Regions from separate parts of the Homo sapiens genome. Here region 1 is linked to region 2. A link is an interaction called in ENCODE POLR2A ChIA-PET data of the cell type or tissue named here. Cell type or tissue: PC-9. All regions are shown on one strand. Each heading gives the region's core, and the rest is flanking DNA. Links, peaks and the distances in the headings are about the cores only.

Evidence for each region. ChIA-PET counts read pairs that join two places held together with the same protein. Peaks named below come from ENCODE experiments on the same cell type or tissue, not always from the same donor. Only the 100,000 strongest peaks of a DNase experiment are listed, where the experiment ranks them.
Region 1: POLR2A ChIA-PET joins it to region 2 with 7 read pairs; 3 of 35 experiments call an interaction of 5 or more read pairs at or near these places.

Annotation. Positions count from the first base shown.
Region 1 is chr7:128,890,106-128,902,316 of GRCh38, forward strand. It overlaps KCP (kielin cysteine rich BMP regulator), which reads right to left. Exons shown (of 40, transcript NM_001366122.1): 9 at 4,095-4,188; 10 at 3,871-3,950; 11 at 3,701-3,794; 12 at 3,286-3,371; 13 at 3,133-3,214; 14 at 2,764-2,916; 15 at 2,583-2,689; 16 at 2,409-2,502; 17 at 1,541-1,714; 18 at 1,346-1,428; 19 at 1,080-1,173; 20 at 800-991; 21 at 238-408. LOC105375497 (a long non-coding RNA gene) reads left to right here and starts at 1,124. Exons shown (of 4, transcript XR_927958.2): 1 at 1,124-1,198; 2 at 5,871-6,011; 3 at 9,672-9,857; 4 at 10,559-10,820. RefSeq lists enhancers at 1-427, 428-1,017, 1,018-1,608, 2,558-3,758. In PC-9, for the core only: no CTCF peak of the experiment used is centred there; a DNase peak (open chromatin) is centred at 7,836.
Region 2 is chr7:128,625,960-128,638,170 of GRCh38, forward strand. It overlaps the pseudogene RNU6-177P. Among named protein-coding and RNA genes, the nearest start is that of LINC01000, 9.2 kb to the right of the region's middle. In PC-9, for the core only: no CTCF peak of the experiment used is centred there; no DNase peak of the experiment used is centred there.

The sequences.
Region 1 (12,211 bases), core at 5,556-9,555, 260 kb after region 2:
GACAAGATCTCTCTATGTTGCCCAGGCTGGTCTTGAACTCCTGGGCTCAAGTGATCCTCCTGCCTCAGCCTCCCAAATTGTCGGGGTCACAGGCTTCAGCTAGGGCTCCCAGCCTCGGGGCTTTTTCTTACTGTAATAAATATTTTAGATCCACCCTAGGGCAGTAAAGATTATTCTGACCCAGCCCTCTGGTCTCCCGCATCCCACCCCGGCAGCTCCCTATCCCATGACCCTCACCATCACAGTCAGGGCAGCAGTCGCCCCTGGCAGGGAAGGGGCACAGTGCAGGGGCACATGCCTTGGGCTCGCAGCTCACGCTGCCCTCCCAGCAAAGGCAGAGGTGGCAGGCAGCAGTGGGCGATGGGAAGCGCTCCCCGCTGGCAAACTCCTTCCCCTGGTACAGGCAGCCTGGGGAGAAGGGCAGGGGCTGGGGGGCCGTGGGGACTAGAGGGCTGTGGGGACTTGGTGGTCGTGGGGTTGAGGGGCGTGGAGGACGGGTGTCGTGGGGGCCGTGGGGGCTGGAGGTCGTGGGGGCTGGGGGTCCGTGAGGGCGGGGAGGCCGTGGGCTCCGTGGAGGCTGAGGTCCGTGGAGGATGGGTGTCGTGGGGGGCTGGGGGCCGTGGGGGATGGAGGGCCGTGCCGGCTGGCTCCCAGGCCATGCTGACCGGACACTACATTCCTAACAAGATCCCCGACGTGGGCGGAGCGGGCCTGGAGGAAGGGGACTGGGCAGGGCGCTCCGGGGCGGGGCGGGGCGGCAGGACGCGGGTGGCCGGGAGGGGCACCGCCAGGGCGTTACCGTCGCAGGAGGGGCAGCAAGGCCCCTGGCGCGGGTGCGCGCAGGGCGCGGGCGGGCAGGGCAGCCGCTGGCAGGACACGGAGCCGTCGAGGCAGAGGCAGCGGCGGCAGGGATCGCCGGGCGGGGAGAAGTACTCCTGGTGGCGGGCGTGGGCCGCGCCGGGCCGTGGGCAGCCGGCGGGGGCTGGGGCGGCTGCGGCGAGACAGCGCATCAAAGGGGCCCAGGAACAGGCCTCCGAGGGGACCCCCAGGGAGGAGCAGCCGAGGGGTGCGGCCCCTACCTGGGCACTGCGGGCAGCACTCTCCCGGCAGCAGGACAGGCTCTGGACAGGGCAGCGGCACGCAGCGGCGGGCCAGGCACTGCACGTTGCCGCTCTACGGACCGACAGACGCACCACGGGTCAGTGGGTTAGTTGGGGGAGGCCGAGGAGACCCCTCCCACCCAGTGCCACCAGGTCCCACCCCTCCCACCTGGGCGGGCCTCTCCTGGCCTCTGCAAGTCCCGCCTCCACTCCCCTGGGCGCCTCCCACCCAGGTGCAGACTCACCAGACAGCGACACAGACGGCAGGGGTCAGAGGGGTGGGGGAAGTCCGCTCCGCTGGGGTACTCTTTCCCGCCAAAGGCACAGCCTGGGGGAGGGAGGGGCTATAGCCTGGGAGAGGGCGACTGCCCCAGGGCGTGCTGCCTTCCGGGGGCCATGCCATCCCATCCCAGAAGGCCGCCCTGACCCGCCCACCTCACCGCTGCAGTCGTTCGGGCAGCAGGTCCCAGGCAGCGGGTGGGCACAGGGGGCCCTGGGGCAGGGGCGAGGCTGGCAGTGGGCATGGCCTTCCTGGCATCGGCACTCCTGGCAGGGGTCTCGGGGGTGGGAGAAGCTCTCGCCGTCCACAAACACCTCTTCCTCCAGGATGCAGTCTGGGCAGTGGATGGTGGGGGCAGGTATGAGGGCAAAGCCTGACAGTCCCTCCAGCCCTGGAGTCCAGAGCCGCCACACAAGTGCCCACTTGGAAGCTGACTCGAGGGGAAAGAGGAGGAAGTGGCCATGTGCACATGTGTGCAGGCATGTGTATCGTTGTGAGCACACACGAGTGTGCGTGCGCATTGGGGGTCATTCACCTGCAGGCAGATGTGTGTCTCTGAGGGGAAGAAGGGGAGTGCTTACACATGTGTGTACCTGTGTTTGACACACGCCCTCACACAGACTCTCTATGCGGGCAGGGACGTGTCCCATGCATCCCAGCACCCGGCCTCCTACGTGGCAGGCTCAAGTGCCTGCTCATGAACCTGTGTTATCCAGGTAGATACATGGGTTTACCTGGGGGGTAGGGGGGTGGGGGCCCTAGCGTGGTGGGGCGGGGGGCAGTAGTTACTAGAAGAGGAAATGGAGCATGGGAGGAGAGGGTGGTGTAGGTACAGGCAGGAATAAACAAATCTCTCTACTCTCCCTCCCACCCACACCCCGTGAGTTCCAGAGAGTTCTAAGCTCTGAAACAAGACTGAAACAATTCAGAAGGCCATTGCTTTCTAAGGTACCTGTTGGGCCCATGGGGCTGTGGGACAGCAGCCTCTGGGGCCCTGATCCCCTCAGGCCCAGTGAGTGCCCACATACCTGGGCACCTGGGGCAACACTGGCCTGGTCCACTCTGGGGCCTGGCACAGGTCGTGGGAGGGCAGTCAACCAAGGAGCATGTCACAGTTCCATCCTGCGAGAGAGCAGGGGAGAGAGCAATCGGGGCATGCCCAGGAGGGGCTCAGCAGGGCAGCAGCAAGGCTGGGCAGTTACCTGACAGTGGCAGGCATGGCAAGGGCTGTCTGCATCCGTGAAGTTCTGCCCATTGGCATACACTTGGCTGTGGTAGGTGCAGCTGTCACAGCTGGGGCAGCAGGCACCTGGGTGGGGCAGGCTGGTCAGGGTGAGCTGGGTAATGCAGGGGAAGAAAGCCAGGATCAGCCCAGGCACTCACCAGGGGGCTGGGTGGGGTGCTGGCAGGGGGCTGGGGGGCAGAGCACAGCCCCGCACTTGGGTACCCCATCTTGACAGACGCAGGCGGTGCAGGGCCGACCATCAGGCTCCCACTGGACTCCCTCAGCAAACTCCTCTCCATCCAGCTCACAGGCTGTAGTAAGGGGGCTGTCACATGGCAGCCTACACACCTCCCACCCATCCCTGTCCTTCCCAGGACACAGGGACCCCACCTTCGCCATCCCCGCTGACACTGTAGAATGGCTAGTGGACTTAGCAACCCGTACCCCGTCCTGGGAAGGAGCACCCTCCTTCTGCAGCCCTCAGAGGCAGCGCCCATAGCAGCTGCTCCTCCCCCTCTCACACACACCTGGGCAGAGCTGGCGGCCAGAGGCAGGCAGGGCACAGGGGGTGACTGGGCACTCCTGCTCCTCACAGGAGACCTCGCCAGCCTAGGAGGGAAGCAGGTGAGACACCCTGAAGGAATGAGGCAGATCTGGGTGTGAGCGGAGGGACCGCCTACCTGGCAGGAGCAGCGGACACAGAGGCCCCGCTCTTGGAGTCTGAAGGTCTCCTGGCTCTGATACTGGTGTCCCTGGTACTCACAGCCTGGATGGGATGACAGGGGCGTGGGGGTATAGGGCTGGAGGCAGAGGGGAAGCTTCACGTCACCCTGAGGTGTCCAACCCCCACCCTGACAAAGAAGACCCAGCCGAGTTCTCCAGGGCGCCCTGCCAGCAGCCCCCTGCCCCCCACAGCTATGCCACAGAAGCGCAGGCCCCAGCATGGTGCCAGTTTGCCATGAGAAGGTGTGGTGAGGACTCACTTTGGGAACAGGGTAACAGGGGCTTAGGTCCAAGAGAAGCAAATCCCCCACACCTACAGCCTCTCTGCAGCCAAGGCCTGCCCCTCCCGCAGAGACCCCGGCCCCCACTCACCATCGCAGACAGGGCAGCACTGCCCAGGGATCTTGCCTGGGTGTCTGCAGGGCACTGGCGGGCAGGGCAGAGGCTCACACTGGACACTCCCATTCTGCCAACAGGGCCTGGTCAGCACGCCAGAGGCAGGCCCCGGAGCCAGGCCCTCCCTGCCAGGCAGCCACACTCACAGCACAGCGGCAGTGCGAGCAGGGGTCCCCTGAGCCCACAGGCTCCCCGCTGCGGTGCTCCCGCCCGTTTAGGAAACAGCCTGTTGGGAAGGGGGGCCTTAGATGTTCCTCAGGGGCCCCTCCCCACCCTCTCCTGGCCTTCATGGGCCCCCGAGCAGGGCCACCCATCAATTTTCTCCAGGTTGCCCACCATGGTCAGGCCTCTGCCCTACCCACTGACTCACCATCACACACAGGGCAGCAGGTGCCTGGGAGGGGCCGGGCTGGGTATGGACACAGGCTGGCACATTCTCGCTGGCGGCACTGGATGTGACCCTCCTGGTGGGGAGAATGAACAGGGGAAGGGGCCGACAGGGCTCAACTGAGAGGTGGAAATGGCATTAGAATCCCAGCTATCCACTTATTAGATGTGTTTATGGGTTGAATTGTGTGTCCCCGCCCCCAAATCCATATGTTGAACTCCTCACCCCCAGCACCTCAGCCTGTTACACTATTTGGAAACAGGGTCATTGCAGATGTAATTAGTTAAGATGAGGTCATACTGGAGCAGGATGGGTCCCTAATTCAATATAACTAGTATCTTTTTTTTTTGAGATGATAAAAAAGACTTGCTGATAAAACAAGTTGCAGGTTTGCAGGTTGCAGGTTGAGATGGAGTTTTGCTCTTGTTGCCCAGGCTGGAATGCAATGGTGTGATCTCAGCTCACTGTAACCTCCACCTCCTGGGTTCAAGCGATTCTCCTGCCTCAGCCTCCCAAGTAGCTGGGATTACAGGCACGCACCACCATGCCCAGCTAATTTTTTATATTTTTAGTAGAGATGGGGTTTCACCATGTTGGCCAGGCTGGTCTCAAACTCCTGGCCTCAGGTGATCCACCTGTCTTGGTCTCCCAAAGTGCTGGGTTTACAGGTGTGAGCCACTGTTCCAGGCAATATCCTTCTAAAAAGGGGAAATTCACACACAGACACACACAGGGAGAATGGTATGGAAAAGAGAAGGCAGAGGTTCAGGTGCTGCAGAAGCCAAGGAATGCCAGAGTTCACTAGCAAATCACCAGAAGCGAGGGCAGAGGCTGGAGCAGATTCCTCCTCACAGTCCCAGAAGGAACCCTCCCACACCTTGATCTCACACTTCTGGCCTCCAGAACTGTGAGAGAATATATTTACATTGTTCAAGACACCCAGTATGCACTTATGCACTTTGTTACAGCAGCCCAGGAAACTCATACAGATACATAAACTAGCATGTCACTTAAGCTCTCTGTGACTCAGTTTACTCGTCTGAAAAAAAATGGACCTGAAAAAATAGTCCTGTTCTCATAGGCTTGTTGTGGGATGAAAGGAAACAAGGGGGCTGGTGTGGCATCTACCTCTAGAAGCTGGTACTTAGCATGGTGGCTACTGCCACTACCCCATGGCCTGACCCCAAAAGACCCCATGCCTTGAATTCACACCCACATCACTGGGCTCACTGCCTCCAGCCCCATCAGGGTCTGAGCAGCCAATGACTTCTCATGGGTGGGGAGAGGGAGGACGTGGTTGTGTCAGAGGCGTTTGAACCAAAGCAACTCCATCTTGAATAGGGGCTAGGTAAAATGAGGCTGAGACCTACTGGGCTGTATTCCCAGATGGTTAGGCATTCTAAGTCACAGGATGACAAAAGAGGTCGGCACAAAATACAGATCATAAAGACCTTGCTGATAGAACAGGTTGCAGCCAAAACCCACCAAAACCAAGATGGCAATGAGAGTGACCTCTGGTCGTCCTCACTGCTACACTCCCATCAGTGCCAAGACAGTTTACAAATGCCATGGCAATGTCAGGAAGTTACCCTATGTGGTCTAGAAGGGGGCATCATGAATAATCCACCCCTTGTTTAGCATATCATCAATAAATAACCATAAAAATGGGCAACCAGCAGCCCTCAGGGCTGCTCTGTCTATGGAGTAGCCATTCTTTTACTCCTTTACTTTCCTAATAAACTTGCTTTCACTTTATAGACTCACCCTGAATTTTTTCTTGTGCAAGATCCAAGAACCCTTTCTTGGGGTCTGGATCAGGACTCCTTTCCTGTAACATCTTTCTGGCGACCACTGAAGGGATGATAGTGCGGAAACCCCCGACCCAAAGGCTAATTTTTGGTAAGTGGTGGGGTCTGGTAATATCTTTCTGGTGAGCCATGGAAGGGACAATACTGAAGAAACCCCCCGACCAGAAGGAAATAGGCTGCAGCACTGACTGGCGGACTGTGGGTAAGTGGGGTGCATATACCCGGGTAAATAATGGGATTGGGTTAGAGGCCCAGCTTAGGGGAATTAGAGGCCTCTCTTAATAAAAGGCAAGGATGCTTGATGGACCTTGGGATAGAGGCCCAACTGGGGAGGGTTACAGTCCCTTCTAATATTTAGAGGGTTAGAGGCCCCTCTGGGTAAAATCCCTCCCGGTTAAGAATGGGTTTGGCACTACGGGATGTTAACTGCTATTCTCTTGGGATTAATCTGCCTTGTACTCTTTGCTGACGGCTATGGGTGACAGGATTAGGCAAGTACAGGATCGTGGGACATGCGGAGCTTTTTCCTCCCTAAAAGGGAAAACTTAAGAGCTAATAGGACTGCCAAAAAAGATCCCTCCATGGCCGGTCGCGGTGGCTCACACACCTGTAATCCCAGCACTTTGGGAGGCCGAGGAGGGCGGATCACGAGGTCAAGAGATTGAGACCATCCTGGCCAACACGGTGAAACTCCGTCTCTACTAAAAATACAAAAATTAGCTGGGCGTGGTGGCACACGCCTGTAGTCCCAGCTACTTGGGAGGCTGAGGCAGGAGAATCACTTGAAACCGGGAGGCAGAAGTTGCAGTGAGCTGAGATGGCGCCATTTCACTCCAGCCTGGCGACAGAGCAAGACTCCATCTCAAAAAAAAAAAAAAAAAAAAAAAAAATTCCCTTCTCTACCGATACACAGCCATCCAAACTTTTGAGCAATAGGTGGGTCTTTCTCTGGCCTCCCTGAGCACTTTGCCTTTCCCACTCTGCCTCAGGCAATGTGTCCCCCTGTGCCCTCCACTGCAAGCTGGGTGAATGAATAGTAATAATCACTGTTTATTTCCTCTGCAAAGTTTTGATTAATGGAAAAGAAGAATGTGTGAGCTAGTCTTAAGCTATAGTGAATCTGGTATGCTTTGTGTGTCTTTCTGTATTGTTCTGTCATAAAGAAAGGTACCTTAGAATAGAACACAGGCTTAGGACACCTGTAAGCCTGCTTTGCAAGACAGCCCAGCAAACTTGTCAGTTACAAACTTTGCTGCAAGTCCCTGAAAAATAACTGGATAAGGTTTCCCTTGTCTTGTATGTCCTTGGGAACTTGACCTTGTAACCACATGGCAGTACTTTCTCTTGGTCTCTGCCATCACAATGGTGACTTGGGTTCAGGGTTCAGCTCACAACTTAGAGGATGAGTCCTTTATCTTCTTTCGTCTGTGTATTTATATGTGTTGTGTGTGTGATGTTTATATAGAAAAGAGCTTTAACTAATTGGTTTAATAAGAGCTTATTTTGTCAGAAAAGTAAAAAGTCTAATGCCTTTTAGTTCATGTGACTTAAGTAATCTTTGGGAAATAAGGACAGTTTTAAAGATTATTGATAAAATAAAAATATCTTCAAAAATGTAGACATTTGGTCTAAATTATGCAGGTCAGATATTAGGTTTGCTAAATGCTTTAAGGTCATAACCTGCTTCTTTGACTTTTGAAAATTATCCAATTTATTTTGGAGCTTTAGATTCTAGATAAGGCCTGGGGACATGTGGAATTAGCCATGTCTCCTAGCTATGCAAAGAAGGTTATAAAGCAAAGAGATTTTATATAAGAAAGGATCTTGTGTGGTAAACTCTTGTCCTAAAGTAAAATGACTGGTTGTTTAAAAAGAGGAATGTTTAGGACAAGTCAGAAAGTCCCAAGCATATTGTAGATTGTCTGTGTGAGTCATGAAAGAATTCATGAAAGGGAATTTATGCAAGAAATGTTGTACAATTTAAAGGTTGTTAGGCCTCCTAAATGTGTCATAAAATGCCACTGTGACTATTTTTTTCTTTTTTTTTTTGAGACAGTCTCACTCTTTTCACCCAGGCTGGAGTGCAATGGTGCGATCTTGGCTCACTGCAACCTCTGCCTCCTGGGTTCAAGCCAGTCTCCTGCCTCAGCTTCCTGAGTAGGTGGAAGTATAGGCATGCACCAGCATGCCCAGCTAATTTTTGTATTTTTAGTAGAGATGGGGTTTCACCATGTTGCCCAGGCTGGTCTCAAACCACTGACCTCAAGTGATCTGCCCACCTTGGCCTCCCAAAGTGCAGGGATTACAGGTGTGAACCACAGCACCCAGCCCCACTATGACTCTTAACTATACAACTTGCCTGCTTTACAGTTAGGTAAGGCCTGGGACATGTGGAGTTTGCCACACCCCTAGCTGTGCTGGAAAATGTCAGACCTTATTCTGCACTTCTGCCTGGTGTGTCCTAGGCTAGGCTCCACACCTAGTACATAGTTAAAATCCTGAACTTACCAAGGTTTTCACCAAAAGTAAAAGTTGCTAAGGATTAACACTGTAACATGTAATTGAGACTACTGAAAAAGCAGTTCTACATGCAAGGCATGTAAGAAAAGTAGAATGTGCTTTTGGTAAAAGATTATAAAAAGTCATGGGAATGTGGGTTTCTAGCCTAAGTTTAGAGAGTTAAAGGATTGTTTTAAGTTAGATAGAATAAAGCTGAAGGTTTGAGCAAGTTGTGGAAGGTTTGTGAAAAATTAATCTTGTAAAAGAAATTGTGTGTGAACATATTGGTTAAAGTTAAAGGGGTATTATTCAGTTTTTCTGTAAATTGAGCATTGGAATAAAAGTACAACAGGTTTTTCTTAAAGCAAAACCTGCTTGTAATCTGCTCTTTAACAAAAATTTGTAAAGGGTTATAAAACATTTATAAAAATCTTACCTTATAGTCAAACTGATTAAGAAATATATTTGTCTATAAGGTTTTATTAAGAATTGGGTTTGACATCAATAATGCACCCGTGCAACAGTGACATTTGGCTTATTTGGTATAAAAGTCATATGGGAAGTATTGTCAAATATGAAATGGTATTTGGTTTTCTTTGGGCTGTATTTGTATAAATGTGTTACTGGTATGTGTTCCAAAATTATAAGAAACTCCTATAATGCTGATATGACTTAGTGTATGTTATTAATAATTATAATTGTTATGTGAAATTATTATATGCCACAAGAGTAACCAAATTTCCTTATCAATTGTGGCTTTAATAGCGGCTGTCCTAAAACTTTTTGCCATCCATAAACAATTGTTGTCTTGTTTTAACCCTCTTTAAAAGGTGGTTTTATAACCAACTATAGGACTTCAACAGGTGCTCTTAAATGCAGGTTTTCTGATAACTTTGGAGATTGTGACATCAGAATAGAAGAAAAAACTTTCAGAACTCAGAGAGCTGAGCTGAAATGTTCATGAGTATCAAACAGAAGTTAACTGCATGGACTCTGACATTATCTATTTGACTTTTTGCTCAAAACATTGCTGATCCTTTGTTTTGTTTTTCATAGTCAAGGACACTTTTTCTGAGCTATTTACAGCTTTTGGCAATTGAGTAAAGTATACTCCTGTGAACAAAATTGGAGCATATTTATTTCTCTCTACCTAATTTATCCAGAATTTGGAAACTATTTGTGAGTATTCTTAATTTATGGCAATATAGCTATTTGCATGAGTGCAATAAGAATCTGTTTTCTTTTGTAACAGGTCACAATTGGAGAAACTGGCTATTTTACCAAGGCTTCGACTGGAATGGCATACCTTAAGGAATCATGTAAGGAATCATGATTCCTTAAGGAATCAAATTTGACTTGTAGAGCCAATAAATGCCCCTTGGAGAAACCGGCCTCATACCTTGCCTACACAGTCTCTGTACAGGGTTTCTGACCTGTGGTAAGTAAAGAATGTCACTTTCTAACAGGCCCAGGAGCCCCAAGTTATCTTGGAACCTCAAAAGGAGAGGAATTTACTCAACTCATAGGTATTTTAGGGCACAAACCCATGGCAAGGCTTGGCTCAAAAAAAAATCTTATCTGAGATTCTTTATGAAACAGAGTTCCATCAAAGCCAATTTCAAAGAGCTTATATAAAAAATAATCATTCTTGCGGCACTTTATACAAATAATCAGGCCAAATATAATAAAGCAAGTCAGTGTTACCATGATTAGTCTTTAGTAAAAATGGGAAACTAGAGACAGAAATATTATATTTCAAGAACTATGGTATACTTGTTATTAAATTCTAGTCTCAGCAGTTGTTTTTAAGTTTTTGCAATTTAGACTGATTGCTTGCTCCTGTGACCCAACCAGAGCTCTCTGGCTGCTGCTCAAAAGAAACAAAAAGGACAGGTTATGTAAAAATCTGGAGTCAATATTCTAATTCTGGGCATGTACTGGAATCATCTAGCAACCCCATATCAGCTTGGTTCCAACAGTTGCCCAGTTCATGGAAAGCCTTCTGATTTAATTTACTTGAGATAATTTTACTGATTTTGCTTTACTCTTGTGGAATATATTTCTGTTGTACTCTTTGGGTAGGAATAAGGATAAGCTTACTCAACGTTTTCTTAAATTAAACTTTTATTAATCTTCCAGATATCAACTTTTGTTGGAACTCAGAGTTATGAATGGCCCTCGCCATGCCGATGCTTTCTGATTAAGCACCTCTGTACCCTGAACACAAGAGAGAGAGACCCTAATAGTTAGGCAGGAATATCATTGCCCCTATTCAGCCTGAAGAAATTACAAAAGATGGATTTTTGTCCCTCTGCACCCCTTAGGATCAAGGGTTCTCTTATAAAAGGGAGAGGGAAAATGTCAGAGGCATTTGAACCAGAGCAACTCCATCTTAAATAGGAGCTGGATAAAAATGAGGCTGAGACCTACTGGGCTGCATTCCCAGATGGTTAGGCATTCTAAGTCACAGGATGAGATAGGAGGTCAGCACAAGATATAGGTCATAAAGACCTTGCTGATAACACAGGTTGCAGTAAAGAAGCCAGCTAAATGCCACCAAAACCAAGATGGCGACGAGAGTGACCTCTGGTTGTCCTCACTGCTATACTCCCACCAGGGCCATGATAGTTTACAAATGCCATGGCAATGTCAGGAAGTTACCCTATATGGTCTAAAAAGGGGAGGCATGAATAATCCACTCCTTTTTTAGCATATCATCAAGAAATAACCATAAAAATGGGCAACCAGCAGCCCTCAGGGCTGCTCTGTCTATGGAGTAGCCATTCTTTTATTCCTCTACTTTCTTAATAAACTGCTTTTGGCCGGGCGTGGTGGCTCACGCCTGTAATCCCAGCACTGTGGGAGGCAGAGGGGGGCGGATCACGAGGTCAGGAGATCGAGACCATCCTGGCTAACACAGTGAAACCCTGTCTCTACTAAAAATACAAAAAATTAGCCAGGCGTGTTGGCGGGCGCCTGTAGTCCCAGCTACTCGGGATACGGAGGCAGGAGAATGGCGTGAACCTGGAAGGCGGAGCTTGCCGTGAGCCAAGATCACGCCACTGCACTCCAGCCTGGATGACAGAGCAAGACTCCGCCTCAAAAAAAAAAAACACATAAACTTGCTTTCACCTTTCTCTATGGACTTGCCCTGAATTCTTTCTTGCGCGAGATCCAAGAACCCTCTTTTGGGGTCTGGATTGGGACCCCTTTCCTGTAACAATTGCAGTGGGGTTGGGTGCCCTGTAGCTTTCGCACAGAGTCCTTAGTCCTCAGCAAGCTGTCAGGAAGCTCCCATGAAACACAGCCCTCCTCAGGTGCCCCCACCTGGCCTTCACGGCTTACATGTCCCTACCTCCCCCAGGCTATTCCTTATATCTGGGGTACGTTCCCCTCTTTTTCCCTGCTCAAATCCTACTTACCCTTTGAGGCCTAAGTAAACACCACCCCACCCATGAAGATGTTCTAGATCTGTGCTGCCCGGTAGAAATACAATGTTAACCACTTATGTCATTTTAAGTGCTCCAGCAAATGTTAATGTTTTTTAATTTTTTGAGACAAAGTCTTGCTACATTGCCCAGGCTGGTCTCAAACTCTTGGGCTCAAGTGATCCTCCTGCCTCAGCCTCCCAAGGTGCTGGGATCACAGTCATGAGCCACCATGCTCAGCCTCACAAATATTTAAAAGTAAAACAAAACAGATGAAATTAATTTTAACAACATATTTCATTTGGTCCAATGTATCCAAACTGTTATTTCAACATGTAATCAACATATAATGGATTACTATTTT
Region 2 (12,211 bases), core at 4,920-8,919:
GTGTGTGTGTGTCTTGAGACAGGGTCTCACTCTGTCACCCAGGCTGGAGTACAGTGGTGAGATCAGAGCTCACTGCAGCTTCCACTTCCTGGGCTCAAGTGATCCTCCTATTTCAGCCTCCAGAGTAGCTGGGACTATACAAATGTTTTACCGCACCCAGTTCATTTTCTAATTTTTTGTAGAGATGAGGTTTCACTCTGTTGCTCAGGCTGGTCTTGAACTCCTGGCCTCACGGGATCCTCCTGCCTTAGTCTCCCAGTGGGCTGGGATTATAGGTATGAGCCACCTCACCTGACCTGCAACGATTTTTCAACAATGTAATTTCTCTTTTACAGAGCCACCTGAGCTGAAGATTCCCTTGAGAACAAGTACTGTCCTGTGGTTTCATGGCCTTTCTTCCATTTGTGGTTCTTGCGAAGTGGAATTTAAATGACATCTTATCAAGATGGATAAACCCTAGTTTCCCAGTGCTGGAATATAGAAAATGGATGGACAAGTAAATCCCACTCAGCACCCATAGTCCAGGCATGGGGACCTCAACACACCTGAGCCCCAGACATCACCTTTCATTGTGAGTAGCTCTGAGATGACACTTCTGCTGTTCCCAATTCCAGCATTAATTGGATTAGATAGTTATTTTATGAAGAATTTTCATATGCCACAATCCTGACCATATCTTCAAGTGAACAGAAAAATTCTATTAAAAAGTCAACCTTCTGTCTCACTCTGTTGCCCAGACTGGAGTGCAGTGGTGCAATTATGGCTCACTGCAGCCTCAACCTCCTGGGCTCAAGTAATCCTCCTGCCTCAGCCTCACAAGTAGCTGGGACTACAGGTGCTTGTCACCACACCTCACTAATTTTCCCATTTGTGTTATATGTGGATTCCACAGGACTGACTTCGAAAACTTGAGTATGCATGGATTTTGGTATACACAGAAATGGGAGAGCTGGAACTAATCCCCCCATATACCAAGGGACAAATTGTATCTGTTTGTATCTGTATTGTACAATTATACTGTAGGAGACATTATGTTCCATGACAATGGTAATTTTTAATGACAATTTTTAATTGAGTGAAATTACCATAAAAATAATAATAGTAGCAGCTAATATTTACTGAGCTGTTACTAGGTGCCTATAAATAGCATAGATTTTTAAATTCTCCATAATTCTTCCTTATTTCACTTAACCACTCTATCTTAAATTACTCATGCTTGCCTCAGTAGCACACATACTTAAGTTGGAACAATAGAGAGATTGGCATGGCCTCTGTGAAAGAATGACGTGCAAATTTGTGAAGCATTCCGTATTTTTTAAAAAAGAAAAAAATTACTCCCAGATTTTCACTGTGTTTGTGCATATGACCTTTTGTTTAGTTTGAATTATATCCAAAGATGAAATTTCCAGAAGTGAGATTACTGTGAGTCACAGGGCATGAGCATTCTTACTACCCTTGATGTAAATTGCAAAGCTTTCAGGCATGGTGGCTGTCAGCCTGTAATTCCAGCACTTTGGGAGGCTGAGGTGGGAGGATTGCTTGAGGCCAGGAGTTGGAGGAGGCAGTATAATGAGTCACTGTCTGTATGATTTAAAAAAAATTTCCAAGCTTTATCCTGGAAGGCTTATATACATTTTAAACACCACTAATACTACAAGAAAATGGCCATTTCACTGTACCTTCGCCCACACAGGTATTATAATTTAACAAGTTATTTTCTGTGTGATAAATGAAAGACCTCATATTATTACTTTGTCACCTTTTTTTTTTTTTTTTTTTTTTTTTGAGACGCAGTCTCGCTCTGTCGACCAGGCTGGAGTGCAGTGTTGTGATCTCGGCTCACTGCAACCTCTGCCTCCCAGGTTCAAGCAATTCTCCTGCCTCAGCCTCCTGAGTAGCTGGGATTACAGGCACATGCCACCATGCCCAGCTAATTTTTGTATTTTTAGTAGAAATGGGGTTTCACCATGTTGATCAGGCTGGTCTCGAACTCCTGACCTCGTGATCTACCCGCCTCGGCCTCCCAAAGTGCTTGATTACAGCTGTGAGCTATGCGCCCAGCCTATTTGTCATATATTTTATCTTTCCTTATGTTAGCTTATTAGCTTTATTTCTTTATTGTCCTTTTTTTTTTTTTTTTTGAGATGAAGTCTCGCTGTGTCTCCTAGGCTTGAGTGTAGTGGCACAGTCTCAACTCACTGCAGCCTTGACCTCCTAGGCTCAGGTGATCCTTCCACCTCAGTAATTGGGACTATAGGTACATGCCACTATGCCTGGCCAATTATTTTTATTTTTTTATTTTTACTAGAGACGAGGTCTTGCTTTGTTTCTTAGGCTGGTCTGGAACTCCTGGCCTCAAGCAATGCCCCCACCACCCCCTCCCAAAGTACTGGTATTATAAGCATAAGCCAACATGCCTGGGGTATCTGTGTCTTTTCCATTTATTTATAGAGTTACTTTGTCTTTTACTAATTCGATGATCTGTTTAATCTTTTATTAAATTATAAAAATAGTAAATACTTTTAAATAAGTGAAAAATGTCCTTCACTCTTTAGACCCATAATCTTATCTCAGGAAATAATTGCTATTGAGAAAATGGGCCATATCCTTCAAGATATGTAACATGGTGATTGAACATCGTTTCACATTTTCATATTTCATGGACATTTGTGCCAATACCTATTGATCTATCTTAATCCTTTTCATGGTTGCATGATATTTTATTATATGGATGTATCACAATTTACCAGTACCAGTCAACTGCTGGAGGCATTTAGGCTCCTTCTGATATTTGCTTTGAGCTCTTTATATAATTAAAAATTAACCCCCTCAGCCAGGTGTGGCAGCTCATACCTGTAAATCCCAGCACTTTGGAAGACTGAGGTGAGAGAACTGCCTGAGTGTAGGAGATCACCACCAACCTGGTCAACATAGCGACACTTTGTCTGTACTAAAAATTAAAAAAAAAAAAAATGAGCTACACGTTGCAGTGCACACCTGTAGTCCCAGCTACTGGGGAGGCTAAGACTGGAGGATCACTTGAGTCTAGAAGGTTGAGGCTGCAGTAAGCTATGATCACACCATTGCACTTTAGCTTTGCTAAGAGCAAGACTGCATTTCTTAAACAAAATAAAAATTAGATGGGAATATTGCTTAAGCCCTGGAGGTTGAGGCTGCAGTTAACTGTGATTGCACCACTGCAGTCCAGCCTAGGCGATAGAGCAAGACCCTTTCTCTAAAAATAAAATAAAATAAAATAAAAATTAACCTTCTATCATATTTCCAGTAACACCTTCTCTCCTACGTTTCTCCTAGAAGCGCTTAAATTTTGTTTTTCACATACCATTTAAAACTTTTAAGTGCTGATGTCTGTCTGTGTCATCCCTCTTTTTTTTTTTTTTTTTTTTCTTAGAATGTCTTTTTGTTACTTCTAGCTGGACCTACCATGAAAGACTTCTGAATCCAGGAAGAGAGACTGACTGGGAAACATGTTATTCAGGTACAAAAAGACTTGGACTGTAACTCAAAAATGGTCAAATAATAGTGCATGCATCAAGTGCAATGGGAAGCTCTTCTGGAGAGTGAGAGAAGCTTCCAGTTAAGGTGACATTGAAGCCAAGTCCTGTAAGATGAGGAAGAGTTGTATGAGAGTGGGGAGGGAAGGGGGAGGTGGAGGGATGGGGATTGGGCTGGGATGGGATGGAGTGAGCTGCCCAGTCAGGTAAACCAGCACTATACAGACCTGAACAATGAAGATGGCACATTTTGTTCAGGGAATGGTGAATTAAGTGTGGCAGGAATGCTTTGGAGAGACGGTCATTTGCTTGTATGGAATTTTGCCCAAGAGACCTCATTACAGTTCCTAATTTTTTGATGTTATCATGCATCACTGCCCTTGTCAGATAGTATCATGATCACAGTAACATCAAGCATAATATTTCATTGATTCTCACAAAAACAGGTGGGTGCCACAGTTATCCCCATTATATGCACAAAATGATGAAGACTTGGGGTTAATGAGCGATTTGCCCAAGCTCACCTGAATATTAAGACTGAGTCAAATGTTAGTCTGGTCTGACTTTAATGCTTGCTGTGTTAATGAGCACCATGCATTGCCTCTCCTATGCAGTTAAGCAGGTAGACAGGTGAGAGAAGAGCCCATGTGATATCGGGGGAAATTCACCCCAATATTTCATGTAGGTTCTTTTCTATTTTCCCTGAGTGTCGGCCGGTCTGAGAAATAAAAGGAAAGAGTACAAAAGAGAGAAATTTTAAAACTGGGTGTCCAGGGGAGACATCACATGTCAGCAGGTTCCGTGATGCCCCCCAAGCCGCAAAACCAACAAGTTTTTATTAGTGATTTTCAAAAGGGGAGGGAGTGTACGAATAGGGTGTGGGTCACAGAGATCACATGCTTCACAAGGTAATAAAATATCACAAGGCAAATGGAGGCAGGGCAAGATCACAGGACCACAGGACCAGGGCGAAATTAAAATTGCTAATGAAGTTTCGGGCACGCATTGTCATTGATAACATCTTATCAGGAGAAAGGGGTTGAGAGCAGACAACCCATCTGACCAAAATTTATTAGGCGGGAATTTCCTCGTCCTGATAAGCCTGGGAGCGCCACGCGAGCCCAGGGCTTATTTCATCCCTTATCTATGACTATAAAAGACAGCCGTCCCCAAAGCGGCCATTTCAGAGGCCTCCCCTTAGGGGTGCATTCTCTTTCTCAGGGATGTTCTTTGCTGAGAAAAAGAATTCAGCAATATTTCTCCTATTTGCTTTTGAAAGAAGAGAAATATGGCTCTGTTCCACCCGGCCCACAGGCAGCCAGAGTTTAAGGTTATCTCCCTTGTTCCCTGAAATTGCTGTTACCCTGTTCTTTTTTCAAGGTGCCCAGGTTTCATATTGTTTAAACAACTTGTGCAGTTAACGCAATTATCACAGAGTCCTGGGGGGACATTCATCCTCGGCTTACGAAGATGACCGGATTAAGAGATTAAAGACAGGCATAGGAAATCACAGGGGTATTGATTGGGGAAGTGATAAGTGTCCATGAAATCTTCACAATTTATGTTCAGAGATTGCAGTAAAGACAGGCATAAGAAATTATAGAAGTATTAATTTGGGGAACTAATAAATGTCCATGAAATCTTCACAATTTATGTTCTTCTGCTGTGGCTTCAGCCGGTCCCTCTGTTCAGGGTCCCTGACTTCCCGCAACACGTTTCTCTCTACTCACAGACTTCTGACCAAATGTGTGTGCGGAGTTTCTACACCAATTCTCCAACTCTCTGGATACCAACCGCATATCCCACAATTCCATTCTGACACTGCCTAGAGTTAGCGCAGAACCCACAGGTTAGGGGCTCAGTCCCGCAAGACCACCCTCACTTCAGATGCCAGTTGCAAGTCCTAGGTTGTCACCTGTATTTTGACCAACCAGTTAGAAATCAGGGTTTCCCATGACCCTCTTCTTGAGTTTAGTTATTTACTAGAACAACTCACAGAACTTAGAAAAACAGGTTTTTTTCTTTTCTTTTTAAGAGACAGGGCCTCGCTCTGTTGTCCAGGCTGGTGTGCAGTGGTGCAATCATAGCTCATTGAAGCCTCAACCTCCAGGGCTCAAGTGATTCTCCTGCTTCAGCCTCTCAAGTAGCTGAAATTACAGGGTTCCCACCACCACATCTGGCTAATTTCTTTTATTTTTTGTATAGATGGGGTCTTCTTATGTTGCCCAGGCTGGTCTCAAATTCCTAGGCTCAAGTGATTCCGCCCACCTCTGCCTCCCAAAGTGCTGGGATTACAGTCATGAGCCAGCGCATCTGGCCACCTTATTTTCTATTACTGGCTCAATGTAATGGCTCCATCTCAGGAACAGCCAATGAAAGAGATGCACAGGACAAGGTAAGTGGGGAAGGGCACAGAGCTTCCATGCCCTCTGTTGGGCACACTACCCTCCCAGGACCTCCTTATGTTTAGCAACACAGAAGCTCTCCAAACCCTGCTGTTTGGGTTTTTATGGAAGCATGATTGATAAAATCATTGGCCATTGGTAGTTAAGTCAATCTCCAGTTCCTTTTGCCTCTTGGAGTTCAGCAGGTGAGGCTGAAAGTTCCAAGCCTCAAAAAATGTAGTTGGGGCCAGGTGTGGTGGCTCACTCCTGTAATCCTAGCAGTTTGGAAGGCTGACGCACATGGACTACTTGAGGTCAGGAGTTTGAGACCAGCCTGACCAACATGGTGAAACCCCGTTTCTACTAAAAATAACAACAATTAGCTAGGCGTTGTGGCACATCCCTGTAATTCCAGCTACTCGGGAGGCTGAGGCAGGAGAATTGCTTGAACCCGGGAGGTGGAGGTTGCAGTGAGCTGAGATTGTGCCATTGCACTCCAGCCTGGGCTATAAGAGCCAGACTCCGTTTAAAAAAAAAAACGGTTGCTTTAAAAAAAAGTGGTTGCTTTCTCTGGCAGCTAGCCCTCCTCCTGAAGCAGTCTAGGAGCTTGCAGCCACCCTGTTAGCTCAACAGCATCCCACATGCATTCTTACCATGCTGCAGATCTGAAAGACCTTAGAGGCCCTTGTGTCAGGAACCTGGGACTAAGACTAACTATCAAAACAGAAAATGCTCCTATTACCTCTGTCACGAAGGGCTTTATAAGAGCTTTGGAAGCTTTATGCCAGGAACCAGGGGCAGAGACCAAATGTATATTTCTTTTCTTATATTTGAGACAGAGTCTCACTCTGCCACTGAGGCTGGAGTGCAGTGATGTGATCATAGCTCACTGCAGCCATGACCTCCTAGGCTAAAGCGATCCTCCCACCTTAGCCTCTCCAGTAGCTGGAACTACAGGCGTGCATCACCATGTCCAGCTGATTTTAATTTTAATTTTGTAAAGGCAGGGTCTTCCTATTTTCCCCAGGCTGATCTCTAACTCTTGGCCTCAAGCAATCCTTCCTCTTTGGCCTCCCAAAATGTTGGGATTACAGATGGGAGCCCCCATACCCACCAATCACAAGGATCTTATAAGAGAAGGAGGTAGGAGAGTCAGAATTAGAGAAAGTGATGTGGTAATGGAAGAAGAGGTCAGAGAGGGAGATTTGAAGATGCTGCACTTCTGGCCTTGAATATGGAATCACGAGGTAAGTCAAGGAATGGGGGTGGCTTCTAGAAGCTAGAAAAGGCAAAGGAGCACATTCTGTCTAGAGCCTCCCCCAGAAGGAATGCAGCCCCTCTGACACCTTGACTTTAGCCTTAATAGACCTAGTTGGGCTTCTGGCCCCCAGAACTGTAAGATGGTAGATTTGTGGTGTTTGAAGCCACTAAATGTAGGGTACTTTGTTGTAGCAACAACAAAAAATGAACATGAAACTGGGACCTCATGTTACAGTTGCTCACGCCTGTAATCCCAGAACTTTAGGAGGCTGAGGTAGGAGGATCGCTTAAGCCCAGGAGTTTAAGACCAGCCTGGGCAACATAATGAGACCTCATGTCTAAAAAAAATTTTTTTTAAAGGCCAGGTGCAGTGGCTCACATTCGTAATCCCAGCACTTTGGGAGGCCGAGGAGGGTGGATCACGAGGTCAGAAGTTCAAGACCAGCCTAGCCAAGATGGTGAAACTCCATCTCTACTAAAAATACAAACATTAGCCAGGTGTGGTGGTGGGTACCTGTAATCCCAGCTACTCGGGAGGCTGAGGCAGAGAATCACTTGAACCCAAAAGGCAGACATTGCAGTGAGCCAAGATCACACCCTTACACTTCAGCCTGGGTGACCAAGACTCCGTCTCAAAAAAAAAAAAAAAAAAAAAAAAAAACCAGGTGTTGTGGCATGCAGCTGTAGTCTCAGTTCCTAGGGAGGCTGAGGCGGGAGGATTGTTTAAGCCTGGGAGGTTGAAGTTGCTGTGAGCTGTGATTGCACCAGTGTACTCCAGCCTGGGCAATAAAGCAAGACCTTGTTTCAAAAAGAAAGAAAGAAATGAGCATGGTGGGAATGGGGACAGATGGCAATGTTAAGTAGAGTGGTCAGGGTTGGCCTCATAAGTGAATATTGAGCAAAAGTTTGAAGCAGGTGATGGAGCTGGCCAAGGTGCTGAGGGAAGAGCATTGTATGCTGAGTCAACAGGATCTTTATCCTGTTGGATAAAGGAGGAAACTCTCTGGTGTGTCTGAGGCTCTGGAAGGAGGCCAGTGGAGCAAAGAGATAGAGGGAGCAAAGTCAGTGAGGAGGCCAGGGAGTTGCTGGGCTGGGATCGGTACAGATTGTGTAAGCCCTGGGACGCTATTGCTGGGGCTTTGGCTTTTACTCTGACTAAAATGGGAACCACCGAGGGCTTCTGAGCAGAGAGGTGACATGATCTGTCTCCTGATTTAAAAGCACGACCTGGCTGCCAAGTTGAGAAAGACTATGGGAAGATTTGGGTAGAAGCATGGGGGCCAAGCTGTGGCAATATCCTGGTGGGAGATGATAGTGATCCTGACCGGATTCATGGTGGTGGTGAGAGATGGTCAGAGCCTGGATACGTGTTGAAGTCAGTCAGTAGGATTTCCTGACAGACTGGATGTGAGCTGTGAGAGAAGGCAGTGGTCAAGGTTGAGTTTGATTCTAATTGAATTATTAAGTAATTTTAAAAAACACTACTGCCTTTCTCAATCCTACCGAGTAAAGGATGCTAGATAAAAGAAATCTCAAGTCAGGCCAGGTGCAGTGGCTCACACCTATAGTTCCAACAGTTTGAGAGGCAGAGATGGGAGTATGTTTTAAGGCCATGAGTTTGAGAGCAGCCTGGGCAACATAGCAAGACCTCCTCTCTACAAAAATAAAAAAAATAAATTTAATAAAATAAAATAAATATAGCCAGGCATGATGGTATGTACCTATGGCCCCAGTTACTCATGTGGCTGAGATGGGCAGATCTCTTGATTCTAGGAGTTTGAGGCCAGCTTGGGCAACATAGCAAGACTTCTCTCTCTACAAAAATGAAAAAAATGCCTGACATGGTGGTACTTGCCTGTATTCCCAGGTATGGGGGCGGCTGAGGCAGGAGCATCTCTTGAGTCCAGTTGGTCAAGGTTGCAGTGAGCTATGATTATACCACTGCACTCCATCCTGGGTGACAGAGTGGGACCCTGTCTCAAAATACAAATACAAATGAAATCTCAAGTCAGACCAGTCCCTTCTAGGCTATGTAGGCCTTGTAACCACATAGCTGCATGATCGGGTTTGTGTGGCTATGGATGAGGAGACCCCTGTCCAATTGTTGGCTATGTAATCAGTTTATTTTTCAATATAGTAATCAAATATATTTCATCATACTTGATGGTCTCAGATATGTGTGGATTTTGGAATTCCCCTTGGAACAGGTTGTAACATCTTATTGGCTCCATAATTCCATAATTTTTTAAATCTGATCAGTTTTTAATAAGATCAGAATTGATATTAGACTACCTAATCGGTTTTGTTAATGAGAAAATAAAATTGTGTTGTTTGCATTTTATCCAAGATGGGTGTCGTATTGGCTAAATCTCATCAATACTTGAACAAATGCAAAATTAGAGCTTCTTTATCATGAAACACTATGTAATTCTTGAAGAAGATGCCATTTCTTTTTTTTCTTTTTTTTTTTTTAAGATAGAGTCTTTCTTTTGTCACCCAGGCTGGAGTGCAGTGGTGCGATTTTGGCTCACTGCAACCTTCACCTTCTGGGTTCAAGCAATTCTCCTGCCTCAGCCTCCCGAGTAGCTGGGATTACAGGCGCCCGCCACCACACCCAGCCAATTTTTGTATTTTTAGTAGAGATGGGGTTTCACCATGTTGGCCAGGCTCCTCTGGAGCTCCTGACCTCAGGCAATCTGCCTGCCTCAGCCTCCCAAAATGCAAGGAGTACAGATGTGAGCAACCACGCCTGGCCTCCATTTCTTTTTTGTAGTCTTTAATAAACAGCTGTTATCATTGCAGACTTGCTATTTAGGCACTTAGGAATTTTTCACTAGAAGGCATGTAAAGAAAGACCATGGGCATTTGTAATGAATTTAGCATTCATTCTTTGACTACATGACTGTCCCCAGAGCTGTAACTTTGTTAATGAATTTTTTAGAAGCCATTTAGCTAGCAACTGAGCCTAACCAGCCACTCAGCCTCATTATTCAGTGCTCTTTTATTATTGTCTATTTCTCCTCCAACTTGGCTACACTCACAAAGTGATAAAAACTTGCATTTGTTTTCTTTCCTTTTCAGAGACAGGGTCTTGCTCTGTTGCTCAGGCTACAGTACAGTGACATGATCATGGTTCACTGTAGCCTCAAACTCCTGGGCTCAAGCAGTTCTCTCACTTCAGTCTCCCAAGTAGCTAGGACTACAGACATGTGCCACCATGTCCAGCTAGTGTTTTCATTTTTTATCATAGAGACGGGATCTTGCCAGGTTGCTCAGACTGGGCTCAAAACTCCTGACCTCAAGTGATCCTCCTGCCTCAGCCTCCCAAAGTGCTGGGATTACAGGCAGGCATGACCACCTGTGCCCAGCCCCCTATTATCATTATTTTAAATAATAGCTTTATTAAAATATGATTCACATACCATTCACTTTATTTATTGAAATCTGCAATTCAGTAGGTTTTAGAATATTCACAGAGCTGTGCATCGATCACCACAGTCACTTTTAGAACCTTTCATTACCCTATAGAGAAATCCATACCCCTTAGCCACTACCTCCTACTCTCCCCACCTACCTTCGCCCCCAGCCTTAGGCAACCATTGATTAATTTTTTTGTCACTATAGATTTGCCTAATCTGGACAAATAGAATTGTACAATATGTGATCTTTTGTGGCTTTTTTTCCCTCTTAGCACAGTGTTTTCAAAGTTCCTTTATGTCATAGTGTGTATCAATATTTCATTCCTTCTATGGCAGTATTCCATGGTAGAGACACACTGCATTTTGTTTATCTGTTCATCAGTTGGTGGATATTTGGGTTGTTTCCATGTATTCCATGTATTGGTCATTATGAATAATGCTGCTATGAAGATTGTTGTACAAGTTTTTGTGTGGACATTTATTTTTCTGGGATATATGCCTAGGAGTGAAATTGTTGCATTATAGGATGACTGTACATTTAGCCTTTTGAGAAACTGCCAGACTGTTTTCTAAAGTGGCTACACCAGTTGAGTGCAATGGCTCACACCTGTAATCCCAGCTACTCAGGAGGCTCAGCTAGGAGGATGGCTTGAGCCCATGAATTCAAGACCAGCCTGGGCAAGATAGTGAAACCCTGTCTTGATTTTTAAAAAATCCAATTAAAATGACAAGAAAAGAAATACCCAAACAAAATGGTTACACGATTATATGTTCCCACCAGTAATGTATGTGGGTTCCAATTCCTCCACATCTTCACTGACTTTTTTTTTTTTCTAGATAGGGGCTTGCTCTGTCTCTCAGGCTGCAGTGCAATGATGCCATCACAGTTCACTGCAGCCTTGACCTCCCAGGCACAAGTGATTCTCTCATCTCAGCCTCCTGAGTAGCTGAAAATTGCAGGTGTATGCCACCATGCCTGGCTAATTTTTATATTTTTTTTGTAGTGATGGGATTTTACCATGTTGCCCAGGCTGGTCTCATACTCCTGGCCTCAAGTGATCTGCCCACCTCAGCCTCCCTAAGTTCTGGAATTACAGGCTGCCACCATGCCCGGCCTTCACCAACATTTGCCATTATCTGTTTTTTTTTTTCCTTTATACCTTAAAGCAGTGTAAGAACAAGTGTCTTCAATTATAGGAAAGAGTATAATCCCAGGGCATTGGGAGGCTAAGACAGGAAGATGTCTTGATGCCAGGAGTTTCTGTTGTTGTTGTTTTTGTTGTTGTTGTTGTTGTTGTTTTTGACAGAGTCTCGCTCTGTCACCCAGGGTGGAGTGCAGTGATGGGGTCCACTGCAACCTCCGCCTCCCAGATTGAAGTGATTCTCCTGCCTCAGCCTCCCGAGTAGCTGAGACTACAGGTACACGCCACTACTGCCCAGCTAATTTTTGTATTTTTGGTAGAGTCAGAGTTTCACCATGTTGGCCAGGCTGGTCTTGAACTTCAGACTTCAGGTGATTTGCCTGCCTCAGCCTCCCAAAGTGCTGGGATTACAAGCATGAGCCACCATGCCCAGCCTGATGCCAGGAGTTTTAGACTAGCCTGGGCAACCTAGCAAGACCTTGTCTCTACAG